Regions from separate parts of the Homo sapiens genome. Here region 2 is linked to region 1. A link is an interaction called in ENCODE POLR2A ChIA-PET data of the cell type or tissue named here. Cell type or tissue: PC-9. All regions are shown on one strand. Region 1 overlaps TRAF3 (TNF receptor associated factor 3). Region 2 overlaps TRAF3 (TNF receptor associated factor 3).

Evidence for each region. ChIA-PET counts read pairs that join two places held together with the same protein. Peaks named below come from ENCODE experiments on the same cell type or tissue, not always from the same donor. Only the 100,000 strongest peaks of a DNase experiment are listed, where the experiment ranks them.
Region 2: POLR2A ChIA-PET joins it to region 1 with 13 read pairs; 7 of 35 experiments call an interaction of 5 or more read pairs at or near these places.

Annotation. Positions count from the first base shown.
Region 1 is chr14:102,821,652-102,829,651 of GRCh38, forward strand. The region is part of intron 1 of TRAF3 (TNF receptor associated factor 3); the gene reads left to right. Among named protein-coding and RNA genes, the nearest start is that of TRAF3, 48 kb to the left of the region's middle. RefSeq lists an enhancer at 6,415-6,914. In PC-9, no CTCF peak of the experiment used is centred here; DNase peaks (open chromatin) are centred at 3,310 and 5,830; H3K27ac peaks cover 657 bases.
Region 2 is chr14:102,872,413-102,880,412 of GRCh38, forward strand. It overlaps TRAF3 (TNF receptor associated factor 3), which reads left to right. Exons shown (of 12, transcript NM_145725.3): 5 at 3,212-3,316; 6 at 3,946-4,113. Among named protein-coding and RNA genes, the nearest start is that of AMN, 46 kb to the right of the region's middle. In PC-9, a CTCF peak has its summit at 6,519; a DNase peak (open chromatin) is centred at 6,879.

The sequences.
Region 1 (8,000 bases):
TCTTAGTGTGTGTGTATCAGTGGATTATGTAGTTTAAAATGTTTGCATCTGTATTGCATGCATAAACATGTCCGTTTCCAAGTGTGGCCTTTAAATACTCAGGGTTTTGTGGCCGGGCACGGTGGCTCACGCCTGTAATCCCAGCACTTTGGGAGCCCGAGGCAGGCAGATCATGAGGTCGGGAGTTCGAGACCAGCCTGGCCAATATGGTGAAACCCAGTCTCTACTAAAAATATAAAAATTAGCCGGGTGTGGTGGCGTGTGCCTGTAATCCTAGCTATTCGAGAGGCTGAGACAAAAGAATTGCTTGAACCCTGGAGGCGGAGGTTGCAGTGAGCCAAGATTGTGCCACTGCACTCCAGCCTGGATGACAGAGTGAGACTCCATCTCAAATAAAATAAAATACAATAAAATAAAAGACTGAGGGTTTTTTAAAAGGTCATAATAGAAAAATTTTATGTGTTTTAATTGTTTAAATGTTTTCTTCGGGATTAAAAAAACCTGAATGTATTCTGGGAAAATGTTAAATGGATGCAACACTATAAGATTTTCCACAGAAATATGTTATTCACCGTGAAGCACAATGGGAAGGCTCCATTAGCACTTTAGATGGTATCATAACTTTGGAAAAACCATTTCACCATGCGAGTATTTACAAAAACTGAAGCTGTCCCTGTCAGGTTTTGACAGAGCTTAGCTATATAGGTAGTAAGTGACGCAGTGCCAAAACCAGTCTTAAATTACCTATGTTGTCAATATGCAGATTTTCTCTATTTAGTATTTAAGCTATGAATTTACCAATCTGAGTAACTTGAAATGCAGTATCATAAAAAGAATCAGATCTACCAAACTGAAAATGTGTGCGTATCTAAAGTAGTTTCTTTTCTTGATTTTGGTTAAGTTAACAGGAGTATCTTCACATCTGTAATTTCTGGTAACTTAATGAGAACACACTGAACTTTTGGGTCACAATAAATTTTCCCATTATGTAAAATATTTTACACACCGGTTGACTCATTGTGAATTGTGAGTCGACATGATTCTCTTCCTGCGGAAAACAGAAACACATGCTGGCCGGGCGCTGTGGCTTATGCCTGTAATCCCAGCACTTTGGGAGGTGAAGGCGGGTGGATCACCTGAGGTCAGGAGTTCGAGACCCAGCCTGACCAACATGGAGAAACCCTGTCTCTACTAAAAATACAAAATTAGCCGGGCATGGTGGCACATGCCTGTAATTCCAGCTACTGGGGAGGCTGAGGCAGGAGAGTTGCTTGAACCCGGGAGGCAGAGGTTGCGGTGAGCCGAGATCACGCCATTGCACTCCAGCCTAGGCAACAAGAGTGAAACTCCATCTCAAAAAAAAAAAAAAGAAACACATGTTATTGTAATGATGATTTGAGCCAATTACAGGATTGTGCTTATGTTACCACATTGACTAGGTGCTTTCTGTGAGTTGGGTTGTTGAAGAGTTTGAGGTAGACAGATGGCAGTGGGTGGGAATGAGCGGGGAGCTTTTGTTAGGTTTAGGGAATGTGGTCTTTCCACCATCATTTAGTTGTTTATTTTATGCATAGGCTTATTTTCGTTCTTGTGAGCATTATGTTGAGTTAATGTGTTTTCTTTGACCTCAAACCTTCTGAAATGTTTCTGGGTCTTAAAGATTCAGGTATTATTTATTTCATAGTAGACAGAATCAAGTAAATGAATACTTTCTTGGGGGAGAGTGTTGATAAGTTCCATAGCGACACCTCTCCCTCATGATTAAAAGTGCTACATTTGCACAAATATGTGACTTATATTTTATATTAAAATTAAGATCAACTTTTTTCTTGAGAAGTTGTTGAACTTTTAGATTTGGGAGAGGGGGAGTTCTCACAGGAATTATGAATTGTTTTGACTAGTGAGAAGCTTATTTAACATTTTTGGAAGGAGTACCCCAAAAGTAATGCATCTTTTGGCATAGTGGAAACTTGCAGTAACGTTTTCTTGTTGTTTTTTAATTGATTGGGTGACCTGCATCTCATTAAGTGGTGTCTATTGGATGTTTGGCCTTTGGCTTGATTGTGTCCGCTTTTAAAAAATAACTTTATTGAAATCGTCACATTCCATACAATTACCTATTTAAAGTGTCCATGTCTGTGGTTTTTAGTATATTCACAGAGTTGTGCAGCCATTGCCTACTTTGGACATTCTATGGAAATGCGGTTGACAGGATGTGTTTTCTGTGTGCAGTCTCTGTCACTAAGCACCATATTTTCATTCATATTGTGCATGTATGCATCGGTTGTTCCTTGTTAATGTCGAATATTATTCCATTGTGTGGATGTTCCACATTTTATGTATTTGTTAGTCCATTGATAGACGTTTGGGTTGTTTCTACTTTTTGGCTGTTGTGTGATAGCGCTGCTGTGAACATTCATGTACAGGTTTTTGTGTGGACATGTCATTTCTCTTGGGAATATACCTAGGTTGTTTGTATCTGCTTTTGCTGCTTCTTTTACCTACAGTTCAGATTCCCATTTATGTTTGTACAGACAGTTTGCTACTTGTGACTGGGGCTTGTTTGACCTTTGTTGCTGACCTAGCGACTTCTTGTGTCATGTTTAAAGCCCCTGAGACCCTCTGTTGCCTAGAGAAACAGGCAGAATTGCAGTCTCTTTCCTTCCTAAGACCAGATCACATCTGGTGGTCATGAAATGGTCTTATCCTGTATAGATTTTTGGTAAATAAGTATGTATCTAAGCCAAATAAATTTTGTGTGTATTTTATATTATTTTTCTTCTCTCTGCTTCCTCTTGGGGACATCCTTTGTTCTGTGGCCCCAGTGGCACCTAGAGTGAATATGAATGATTTGTCTATGTTTTCCCTTCAGGCGGAATGCCGATTACTTGGATTTTTTCTTGTTAATTTTGGTGACTGAGTTGCCTGTTTTTGAAGTGAAAAATACCTGCAGATAGTAGGGTTGCCCTTTAGCATTTTAAGTGTCTAAATGAGACCTATTGGGATGTTTCCATAGTTTGCATCAAATTCATGTAAATGCGCGTTAATGATGTTAGCTAGTCTGCCTGAGCTAAATTACTAATTTCATTACTACTATTTAATAAAGGGGCAGGATTTGCCATGGTCATTCTAGTTAATGGTAAGAGCCCTGTAGGTCTCTCATCATATATCTAAGCTGAATTAAGGTTGAAAATATTACTGAGTGCCTTGTGGCTCTATTTGGTAACAGTCATGCCTTACATTTTGAGACAGCTAATCCTTTTACACACCAGGTGACTCATGTGAATTGTGAGTAGACACGATTCTCTTCCTGCAGAAAGAGAATGCATTCAGTCAGTTGAAAATCAACATCATGTGGTTTGTAGGATAGGTCTTACTCCTTTCTTAGACAAGGAATCTGGGATCCAGAAGGAGTGAGCGGTTGGTTAGGAGGAGTCAGTGCCAGAGGGAGGCAGCATGCCCTTTCTGCTCTGCCCACGCTGTGAGGACACCGGGCCGTGCCTTCGCCAGGAGGAGGTCATGCCAAGTCCAAAGCGTCAGGCCGCTCAGAGCCAAGCAGCTTTGCTGGAGCACCCACTGGTGCACTTGGAAAGTGATTTCTCCTGTTAAAGCCTCGCTGCCACCTCAACTGTAAACTGGAGACAGTAGGAAGCCACCTTCACAGGCCTGCGGGGACCTGGCACCCGTGCACCAAACCTTGCTGCCCTTAATCAGATGGTCGAATTGAGAGGCAGTTGGAAGGGTCCTGTGGTGTGCTCCTTCTGGGACCTTCTGCCACCCCTTGGAGGCAGGTTGCGCCCCTGCCCGTCTCTTCCCACCAGTGGACACTCCCTTCAGCCCTGGGCCAGCTGTGGGGCCCTCCTCTGTAGGCGCTGGCTGTTCCAGGAGGCACAAGAGTGTTGGTGTGGGACCTTCCCACTGCTCGAGATCCCCCACGGAGAGCCCACTCAGGCTACGCTTGGGCTTCTGGCCGTGTGGGTCAGCGTCACAGGACGGACAGATCAATGGGGGAAGAGTCATCCTGCAGCGCTGCCACCACTGGAGGCTGGTGAGAGTGGCGCTGCCACAGAGAACAAGCCTTGATCCCTGACTTGAAAGTCAGAGTTCTTCTGGAACTTCTGTGGGGAGTGCCCAGAGTGGCACCTAAATACGTCTAGAAGCGCTTGATGAAAGTTCCTCTGAGGCTTTTAAACTGCTTGAGTGAGTCTCTCTGAAGCACGGTGATGGCAAAAGGAAACCACCTCACGCTACCTCTTTGTGCCTTCTCTTCTCTCCTCATCTCCTGTAGGCCGTAGGTGTTCCCTGTCAGGAATTTACGCGGAGGCATGTCTGCTGTGGCCAAATGTGTTCATTCATTCATATCTCACAGTAAGAGGGAAGGATGGGGGAGGAAGACTGCTGTATTTCCTTAAAAGTTTTTCTGTAACTCGAATCCCTCCCACCCCCGTGAGGTAACAACGTCTTTTCCAGTTGGTGTCAGTGAACTCTGTTTTGGGTATCTACAAAAGCAGAAGGGGAGGTTAGGATGTGGCTGGAGGAGGCTGGTTCCTGGGTGTAAATCCTGGCTCTTCTGCTTGAACTGACTGTGCCTCAGCATCCTCGTCTGTCTGGTGGAGCCGCCTCACAGAGGAACAAGTGAGTTGTGCGTGTGGAGCAGGTGGCTGACATGTGGTGAGTCCTCCAGGAATGTGGCAGCAGAAGGAACACGTTGAGCACCGCAGATACCACCCTGACCGCCACTGCAGGGCTTCTGTGCGGGGGCAGCTGCAGAGCCGCCGCTTCAGGACAGCATGGGAGCTGCTGGAGGTCGGGGGAGCTCAGGGAAAGGGCCTTGCTGCCAGGGGTGGGAAGGGAGTCAGTGAAGACGTCCTGGAGGAGAAGATTCCAGAGCCTGAGATGTGAAGTAGGTTAGGTAGCCAGAGACAAGGCAAAGAAGGGCCATTTTCATCAGAGAACAGCATAACATTGGCAGAGGTCTGACATGTCATTTCCTGTTACTAGAATTGGGGAGTGACCAGTAGATTCTTTAATTTGTTTATTCATTCGTGCAGTCCTTCACCTCACACCTGTTCAGGGTCCGGCTGGGCTCTGGACATAGGGTGGAAGAAAACCATCTGAGCAGAGGCCGCGTGGACTGTCACCTCTGTCAGGGGTGCCAGGGCTGCCAAAGGACAGCTGTTACTTATGGGTGGCGGCGTGGTGAGGTCGCACAACACAGAGCTGCCCTGCTGTGTCCATGCCCTGGTGCCTCCCCGTGGTCACCATGTGCCTTGGGCAAATGGAGGCCTCAGGTCCCAGACATAGGCTCTGTCAGTGGTGGTGGCGGTGGCTGTACCTGCTCCGGGCTGCTGTGAGGGAGGGACGGGCTCCGGCCACAGGCGTGCAAGGTCCCCTTGCAGAGGACCTCCCGCACCTGCTGAGGAATGTGTACAGCCATCTGGAGGGTGTTCTCCCCCTGGCCCTCCCTGTAGTCCAGCTGAGTCCACGTCCTTCAGCCCCTTTTCAATGTTCCTTTCTCACAGAACCTTGTCCTGGAGGTGCACTCGGGCCCGGGTTCTTCCTCCTGTGCGGTGCCAAGCCCTCCTCCACCACGCATGATGGTGTGTTTTCCATGACTCTTCCTCCTAGAGCACCGGTGCCCGCCCTGACGGCGGTTCCCCACAGTCAGATTGAGTATCCCTTATCTGAAATGCTTGGGACTAGAAGTGTTTCAGATTCTGATCTTTTCGGATTTTGGCATATTTGAATATGCATAATTGGATATCTTGGGGATGAGACTTAAGTGTAAACACAAAATTCTTTTCATATACACCTTATACACATAGCCTGAAGGTAATTTTATGCAATATTCTTAAATATTTTGTGCATGAAACAGAGTTTTGACTGTGACCCGTCACGTGAGGTCAGTTGGGGAATTTTCCTCTTGTGGTGGTATGTTGGTACTCAGAAAGTTTCGGATTTTGGAGCAGTTTGGATTTTTGGATTAGGGATGCTCCATTTGAATATTCTTTTTATATACAGCACATGGTCAGTGCTCACTAAACTTAGTATTGCATGAATGAATGAAAACCAAAGGTCATTTACTAAGCGTGCTACTATTTCAGAAGCCTCTTTTTCCTGATTTGGTTCTATGGTCAGTGGTTTAATATTTCAAGTGCTCTGACCACGTAATGGTTGTTACCACACTGTGAAGGTGGCTGGGTGTTCAGTGATTGCTGCCCACAGAGGACCTGGAAGTGCTTGCTGTACTTGGTTTTCTGGAATGGAAATCATGGCTCATTCCCAGGAGCCCCTCAGCAGGGGCTTTGAGTCTGGTGCTAAGCAGCAGATGTGCAGATTCCCGCAGGGCGTACCTGAGCCCGGAGAGGGGGCGTCGTAGCGCACAGCGCACTCGTTTCCGCATTCCCACCCCGCACGGCCAGTTGTCACAGCCATCCTCCAGTAAAAAACACAAACCAGTCAACCTCTAGGAGACAGGTAGGAAATCTAGAAGAAGCCTCAGGTGTTCACAGCATTTTTTAAAGATTCTTTAAAAATCTTCGTGATTGGAAAGACTGCTTCCTGTGCCAGAGAGTCTCTCTCCAGCGCTTTTGCTTCTGAGGTTGGTAGCTTTCAGAAAGACTGCAATGCAGCGGTTACCAAAGTCCTTGTTAATATGGAAACAACTCGTGGTGAAGCCTTTTGCTCCCCTTCACAACTGCTGACTGTTGCCTGCAGTCGGAAGGAGGAGATAATGAAGGTAATACTCCTCCGGACCTGGCAGTTTAGTGATTAGAACGTACGCGATTCTGTGAATGCTGTGGCTGGCACAGCATGTCCTGCAGCAGCTCTGTCAACTTACTGATGCAGTGGGCTTCCTGGGAACGTGAAGCTGAAGATGTCTTTGCAGTTTGTGCACGATAATTTTGTTTTCATCTCTGTGTTCAGATGGTGGATTATAAGAAGGTAAGGGACTTTACAGATCATGCATATATGTATTTTAAATGTTTATGAATATCCCTAATCAAGGTAAAGAATTATGATTGAATAGACCTCTTTTGAACCTAAGAAATAAAACTTTATTTCTTGTTAATGACCCTTTTGACGTTTGAAGACTTATCTTATTTAGTCTTGACAAATGCCCTATATAAGTGAATTATTGAAGATGTTCTTTGAAGAGATCTGCTTTTTCTTTGATTTGCTAAACGTAGTTGGTTTCAGAGGTGTAGATACGCATAGAATATATTCATTTCTTTAACTTAAGCAATGACAGTTACATTAATCTGGATGGAACTTTTCGTCTTAAAAAATCTCAGCCACTGGCTGTAGATGATGAATTCTAATCTCCTTAGTTCTTATTTTGCCTTTAGAAGAGCATTTTCAGATGTGTGGAGCTCTGTGTTTATCCGTGGGGTGAGCTGGGTGCTACCTCCAGCTGCTGCTCTTCGTTTATCTTAGAGGGAGGCCAAGAGTCAGAGCGGAGATTTATTTTGCAATGAATTAGTGGCCCCAAACGGTATTAAATGCATTATGGGTGGTAATTTATATGTCCAATGCCAAGAAATATAATGTTGGGGTTACCATGGCAACTGCTTGCATTCTGAAAAGCTTGTGAATGGGTTCTGAACCTTCTGGCATTGGAAGTGAGCTTTTCCAGCTGAGGGCCTGCATTCGTGATTAGTGTAAATAAATTCAGCTTTCCATATGAAGCACATCCTTTCTCTTTGTTTACCAGAGTAGTCCATTGAGCTCAGTTCTTTCTCTGGTGATGTCTGCCTTGGTCTCTTGGTTCCTGGCAACAGAATATGGTTGAGACATAGTTTTCAACTTCAGGCTGAGGAACTAGCCTGTGTGTGTGTGATGACCTGCCACCTCAGTCCATGCACTGTGTAGAAGGGGCTGGCTCATCTGTACCTCCTGAGGGCTGGCAATGCATGATGTCTCCAAAAGCACAGTTGCAGCCGCATGTGCTGGTGGGCTCCTGGCACAGCTTTCTATCCATCTGAAGGGCTTGTTTCCGG
Region 2 (8,000 bases), 51 kb after region 1:
GTTTGTGCTCCCTGCCCCCCAGGCCCCCTGTGATATCTTTAAGTCATTAGACATGAGTGAGATTAGCCCCTTCTCGCCCCCTGTGGCTGTCCTCAGCTAGAGCCCGTGGGCGTCTCTGCACATTCAGAGGATGGGGCTGCCCAGCCTGCCACCAGCTTCTCTCCTGGGGCCTGGTCCTTCTCATGGAGACTGACAGTCATCCATGTGCTGCTGTACCCTGCCAGGTATACTTGGAGTTTGAAACAATTCTTTTCTTTTCTTTCTCTCTCCTTTCTTTCTTCTTTTTCTTTTTTTTTTGCGACAGAGTTCACTCTTGTTGCACAGGCTGGAGCACAATGGCACGATCTTGGCTCGCTGCAGCCTCCACCTCCCAGGTTCAAGCAATTCTCATGCCGCAGCCTCCCGAGTAGCTGGGATTACAGGCACGAGCCACCACGCCCAGCTAATTTTTGTATTTTTAGTAGAGACGGGGTTTCACCGTGTTGGTTAGGCCAGTCTCGAACTCCTGACCTCAGGTGATCCACCTGCCTCGGCCTCCCAAAGTGCTGGGATTACAGGCATGAGCCACCGCACCCAGCAATTCATTCTTAAAGTGCTTAAAATATCAATAAAAATGTGTGTTTCCCTACTTTGAGTAATATACCTAACCATTTTTTAAATGCAGGTCACTAAGTTGTACAATAAAATTCTTACTCTGGGGTTTTCCTGTCTAAAGCACCTTGCAGATTGGGTTTGTTGGTCAGAGCAGCCCAGGTGAGTGCAGTGATTTGAGGATTGCTGGTAGTCAGTGTCCCTGGGCTGCCAGGCACACAGGCATCCAGTATAGCCGCTCTGGAAGGGGGAGAGATGGAATTGGCCACCTGGCCCTGTACCTTTTCTTTCTCTGCATTTACCTGCTGCTGCTGCAGGCTTGGTTAGTTCCTTGAGTGAAAACAGCCCCTCCCCTCCACTCTGTGCCTTGGCCTAGCATGGTACTCGGCCGCCTTGTTAACATGTGCCTAACGTGTGAGTGAGAGAGAAGCTCGCGACGATGGCTGAGATGTTTTTTTAGTATCTCTGTTTTGTTATGCAGAATCATTATCCCTATTTTTTAATGACATAAGTAGCTGAAGAAAAATGGCTAGTTTTATCAAAGAATCATGAACGAGATGCACTCAAGTTGTGGACCCTCATGGAGAGAATGGAGCTGTCTGGGCCCCGGGTGACCCGGATCCTCACCCGTCAGCAGGTCATCCAGGGGTGGGCGGGCCTCTGGTCTTCATCTGTAAACAGAGACATTTTGAGTAAATAGTCTCAGATCCTTTCCATTCCAAAGTTCTGTTGACTTTAGTATCTCAAGTCATGACCTTCTTTTTTTTTTAGTCATGTTTATGAAAGATAAGCTTTGGCTCCAAATTAGTTTATTTTTAACTCTTAACAGCTGTTGATTTTATTTCTCTCAGCAGTCCAAAAAGGCACATTAAGCTCCTGTTATTCCACTTTCATAGAGCAACAGGCAGGAGTTTCTTAGAAATAACCTTTGGACTAAGATGTTGTAGATCGTGTTGTTAGAAAGAGTGAGAGGGAGCTGGGCATGGTGCCTTATGCCTGGGATCCCAGGACTTTGGGAGGCTGAGGCAGGTGGATCACTTGGGCTCAGGAGTTCGAGACCAGAGTGGGCAGCATATGGAGACCCCATCTCTACAAAAATGAAAATTAAAAAGTTACCTGGGCTTGGAGGCATGCGCCTGTAGTTCAAGCCACTCAGGAGGCTGAGGTGAGAGGATCGCTTGAGCCCAGGAGTTTAAGGGTGTAGTGAAGCCATGATTGCACCAGTGCGCTCCAGCCTGGGTGACAGAGTGAAACCCACCCTGTCTCTTTTTGAGACAGAGTCTCACTCTCTTGCCCAGGCTGGAGTACAATGGCGTGATCTCAGCTCACTGCAACCTCCTCCTCCCGGGTTCAAGCGATTCCCCTGCCTCAGCCTCCCGAGTAGCTGGGACTACAGGCATGTGCCACCACACCCGGTTAATTTTTTTGTATTTCTAGTAGAGATGGGGTTTCACCGTGTTGGCCAGGCTGGTCTCAAACTCCTGACCTCAGGTGATCCACCCACCTCGGCCTCCCAAAGTGCTGGGATTACAGAGGTGAGTCACTGTTCCCAGTCAACCCTGTCTCTTAAAAAAAGAGTGAGAATGAGAATACTTGTGTTTTCTAAGGGAAAAATAAAATTAAAAGTTGAAAGGTTTTTTCTTCTTCTTTTTTTTTTTTTTAAAGAAATGGGGGTCTCCCACTGTCGCCCAGTCTGGAGTGCAGCAGTGCGATCATGGCTCACTGCATCCTCTACCTGCCAGGCTAAAGCAGTCCTCTTGCCTCAGCCTCCTGAGTAGCTGAGACTGCAGGCGCATATGCTGCCTTGCCCAGCTAATTTTTTAAAAAAATTTTTGTAGAGATAGGGTCTCATTGTGTTGCCTAGGCTGGTCTCAAACTCCTGGACTCAAGCAATCCTCCTGCCTCGGTTTCCCAAAGTGCTGGGATTTTAGGCTTCAGCTACCACGCCCAGCCTCGTTTTCATTTTCAAAGGGAAATCTTTTCATTATTAGACTAACTTCAGACTGCAATATATGTTTAAAGAGAGTGTTTTTCAACCACAGGCTAATGCTGCTTTTTTTGGTGAAAAATGAGTTTTAACAGCATGACCTTTAGAAGGAACCAACAGTTTTACAAATCATTCCCCAAATATGGTCTCTTATGTGGTCTCTCCATTTCTCCAGCAAGCGATCTATACAATGTATTCAGTTGTGTCCAGTTCTGCTCTTGTCCTCTGGTGACAGCTGCACCATAATGGCCACCTGCTCCGTGCTGGCTCCCGGAAGGCCCCAGAGTCTGAATGTGAACCTGGTCCTCCTCTGCCCTCATCCTGAAATTATGTCAAAGTTAATAGAAGATGTTTAGATGCTCCAGAGTGATCGTTAATTATCAAGTCTAATTCATTTTCTTTTGGCTTAACTAATAAAAGATAACAGTTAATGTTATTTAAATTGTGTCTCTTAGTGGGGGCAGCTTCTTCATTCTACTTCTAGAAATCAAGATGGTCCTTAATGCTTTCTGAAGTTCACTTAAGAGTTCCTCTCTTGTTTTTTTTTTTTAAGTGGTTTTGCCTTGTCCAAAGTAGCAGCATGTGGAGATTAAGAAATATTAATCCTCCAAAATAATGATCTTTCATTTTCAGGTGTTTAAGGATAATTGCTGCAAGAGAGAAATTCTGGCTCTTCAGATCTATTGTCGGAATGAAAGCAGAGGTTGTGCAGAGCAGTTAATGCTGGGACATCTGCTGGTGAGTAGCAAAGGGACACTGGAACCTTTTACATGAAGGAATTCGAGTCCCTTACATCCAGCTGATGAAGTGGTCAGTAGGATGTGGCACTTTAAGACCATGTTGACATTAGTTTTTCAAAACACAGCCAAATAGGAAAGCAGTCAGAACCACTTGAGTATAAGTTGTTATTTTTATGACATCATTGGCAGAATTGTCAACTGGTTTTTAAACACTCCCCCCCCTACTTAGAATAGAGAAAATCTGAATTGGATTTTAATTTTGGAAGGCCCATTAAAACCTTTTTTCACCATGAAATTCTACATAACTTCTTATTTTTTTAGTTAGTACCATATTTTAGCTTAGAAAATTATTTGAACTGGAATAAAACAAAGTTCTTAGCAGATATTCATTTATCCTGGAAGCAGAGTTGACTTAATTCTTCAACAACAATATGGTTTGAGTAATCATGAAATAGAATATGAAATTCAGTGTCTCTTGGCATACTTGTTACTCTTTGCTGTGGAAAACTGGTCTAACAGCAGATGAGAAACATTTCTTTAGGGTTTCATTGCATAGAGATTAGAATCTGGTATTTCAGATTTAGGGTTTTTTTCCCAATTAAGAACATTGAATGGTCTGTCTTACAGGTGCATTTAAAAAATGATTGCCATTTTGAAGAACTTCCATGTGTGCGTCCTGACTGCAAAGAAAAGGTCTTGAGGAAAGACCTGCGAGACCACGTGGAGAAGGCGTGTAAATACCGGGAAGCCACATGCAGCCACTGCAAGAGTCAGGTTCCGATGATCGCGCTGCAGGTGCGGGTCCTCCCATTCCACAGGCCTTCCACTCAATTCCTATATGATACATTCCACAGGCCTTCCGCTCAATTCGTAGATAATCCGTTCCACAGGCCTTCCCTCAACTCATAGATAATCCGTTCCACAGGCCTTCCACTCAGTTCATAGATATTCCGTTCCACAGGCCTTCCGCTCAATTCATAGATAATCCGTTCCACAGGCCTTCCCTCAACTCATAGATAATCCGTTCCACAGGCCTTCCGCTCAGCTCACAGATAATCCGTTCCACAAGCCTTCCGCTCAATTCGTAGATAATCCATTCCACAGGCCTTCCGCTCAGTTCATAGATAATCCGTTCCACAGGACTTCTGCTCAGTTCGTAGATAATCCGTTCCACAGGCCTTCCCTCAACTCATAGATAATCTGTTCCACAGTCCTTCCGCTCAATTCATAGATAATCCGTTCCACAGGCCTTCCCTCAACTCATAGATAATCCATTCCACAGGCCTTCCACTCAATTCATAGATAATCCGTTCCACAGGCCTTAGGCTCAATTCATAGATAATCCGTTCCACAGACCTTGTGCTCGATTCATAGATAATCTGTTCCACAGGCCTTCCCTCAACTCATAGATAATCCGTTCCACAGGCCTTCCGCTCATCTCGTAGATAATCCGTTCCACAGGCCTTCCGCTCAGCTCATAGATAATCCGTTCCACAGGCCCTCCCCCAACTCATAGATAATCCATTCCACAGGCCTTCCGCTCAGCTCATAGATAATCCATTCCACAGGCCTTCCGCTCAGCTCATAGATAATCTGTTCCACAGGCCTTCTGCTCAGTTTGTAGATAATCCATTCCACAGGCCTTCCGCTCAATTCATAGATAATCCGTTCCACAGGCCTTCCGCTCAGCTCATAGATAATCCATTCCACAGGACTTCTGCTTAGCTCATAGATAATCCATTCCACAGGCCTTCCGCTCAACTCATAGATAATCCGTTCCACAGGCCTTCCGCTCAGCTCATAGATAATCCATTCCACAGGACTTCTGCTCAGCTCATAGATAATCCATTCCACAGGCCTTCCGCTCAGCTCATAATCTGTTCCACAGGCCTTCCGCTCAGCTCATAGATAATCCGTTCCACAGGCCTTCCGCTCAGCTCATAGATAATCTGTTCCACAGGCCTTCTGCTCAGCTCATAGGTAATCCCTTCCACAGGCCCTCCCTCAACTCATAGATAATCCATTCCACAGGCCTTCCGCTCAGCTCATAGATAATCCATTCCACAGGCCTTCCGCTCAGCTCATAGGTAATCCCTTCCGCAGGCCCTCCCTCAACTCATAGATAATCCGTTCCACAGGCCTTCCGCTGAGTTCATAAATAATCCATTCCACAGGCCTTCTGCTCAATTAATATATACTTCTTCCACTGTACAGCTTCTTAAAGACTATTCTAATAGGACTAAAGAGAAAAGATAGGAATAAATAGCACTTTTTATCTGACTTTATTTCAGAATTAAGCTTTGTTTTGCCTATTTTGATTTATGTAGTTAACATTTTCCATTGCCTTGATTGACTATCATTTAGTATGTCAAAAAATGAATAGTTATTCAAAAAAGGTAAAATTTTTATCTTGTCCTAGGGAATTGCCTCAAAATGTTGATAGATTGCCTGGTCTTATTACAGCTCTGTGACATAACCATCACTTACAACAGGCTAATTTGTCCTACAGCATTGAAATGCAGCTGTTTATCTTGGAGAGAGACAGCTTCTCATACTTCGGTTACTTTGGCACAGTTTTGCATTGTGTGTTTCTGTGGGGGTGAGTGTGTGAATGTGGGTGAGTGTGTGGGGGTAAGTGTGTGTGGGGGTGAGTGTGAATGTGGGTGAGTGTGTGGGGGTGTGTGAATGTGGGTGTGTGTGTATGGGTGAGTGGGTGAATTAAAGAGGAAAGCAGAGATGTTGGGGGTGGAGGACACACTTAGAAAACAATGCATTTGTTGAACAAACACCTATTGGGTACCTACTGTGCGCCGGGCAGTATTCCAGGAGCTGGGGACTCAGTGGTGAGGCTCCTCTAGTGGGAAAAAATACTAACAAATGTGTAACATCGGGTAGTGATCAGTTCCATGAATAAAAATCAGGTGGCATCAAGGGAAGAGAGGTGATCAGCACTGGCTTGTCTGAGGCAGCCAAGGGACAGTGGGGGAGCATGTGGACCCTAAGCTGGAACTGGCAGGGCTGTGGGGTTCAGGAGCTGTGTGGAACACAGGTCAGATGTGAGGGCAGTGGGGCAGCCAGAGGGTGAGGGGAAAGGCACTGGGCAGCCCAGAACTGGGAGGGTGAGAGGGGCCCCGGGGCAAGGCCTGGTGTTGCTGGGGTGGGGGAAGGTTGTACTGGGGTGTGCCTGAGGGTGGAGCGGTAGGATTGGCCAGCAGGTGGGGTATGAGGTAAAGGTGACTCCCAGTGCTTGTGGAGAACCTAGGTGTCCTGCCGAGGGGGTGCCCAGTGAGTGGAGGGTGATGGGCTTGGGGGAGAATGGGGAGTGGAGCCATGCAGGCTGCAGATGGGGGTGAGTTTGGTGGCTCGCAGGATCATGGGGCTGGAGCGAGTGGAGAGGAGGACAGAGCTCGTGGGGGCCTGGGCACACCCTCAGAGGCTGCCTAGAGGCTGGGGTGGGCTTGGCCATGAAGTGACTGAAGGGAGGCACCAGGGCAGCTCAGCCAGGGCGTGGGCCATCATCCAGTTCCTGGTAGATATTGTGGAATGGTTTGTTTTGTTTGAGAGAGAGTCTCACTCTGTCATCCAGGCCTGGAATGCGGTGACACAATCTCAGCTCACTGCAGCCTCTTTCTCCCAGGTTCAAGTGATCCTCCCACCTCAGGAACCATAGGTGCATGCTACCATGCCTGGCTAATTTTTGTATTTTTTGTAGAGACAGGGTCTTGCCATGTTGCCCAGTCTGGTCTCAAAACTCCTGGGCTTAAGCCATCTGCCCACCTCAGCCTCCCAAAGTGGTGGGATTATAGGCGTGAGCCATCGCACCCAGCCGTGGAGCTCTAATGACCAAAATTTAGGGAGAGTTTCTTTTGCTTTTTTCTCTATGAAATGAGTTGTAGTCCTCTTAGGTTGGTGCAAAAGTAATTGCGTTTTTTGCCATTAAAAGTAATGGCAAAAACGGCAATTACTTTTGCACCAACTAAATACTTTATAATCTCTGAATTTGCCTTGCTTTCTGTAATTTTCCTGTGTCCATGTCTTTCTTCCATTGTGAAATCTTTTTCTTGTGTGGTACTTCAGATGTTTCCAGTTATTAAGAACTCTTGAGGCTGGGTGTGGTAGCTCACACCTGTGTGCCCAGCACTTTGGGAGGCTGAAACAGGAGGATCACTTGAGCTTTGGAATTGGAGACCAGCATGGGCAACATAGCAAGACTCTGCCTCTACGAAAAATAAAAATTTAGCCGGGTGTGCTGAAGCATACCTGTAGTTCTAGCTACTAGGGAGGCCAAGGTAGGAAGATTACTTGAGCCAGGGAGTTTGAGACTGGTAGTGAGCCATAATTGCACCACTGCACTCAGCCTGGGTGACAGAGTGAGACCCTGTCTCAAAAAAAAGAACTTTTAAGAACTGTGCCCTCCCCTTTGGAAAATAGCAGTAGTGTTTTTTTGGAGTCAAGTAATTCCTCCAGGCTGTGCATAATGGCTCATGCCTATAATCCCAGAACTCTGGAAGGCCAAAGCAGGAGGATTGCTTGAGGCCAGGAGTTCAAAACCAGCCTGGGCAACAAAGTGAGACCCCATCTCTAGAACGAAAATAATAATTTCTCCAGTTGTTAAATTTCAGTGAATGAGACACATGCCTAATTAACAAGACTTCAGGCTTTACATATGTTAATATGTTGCC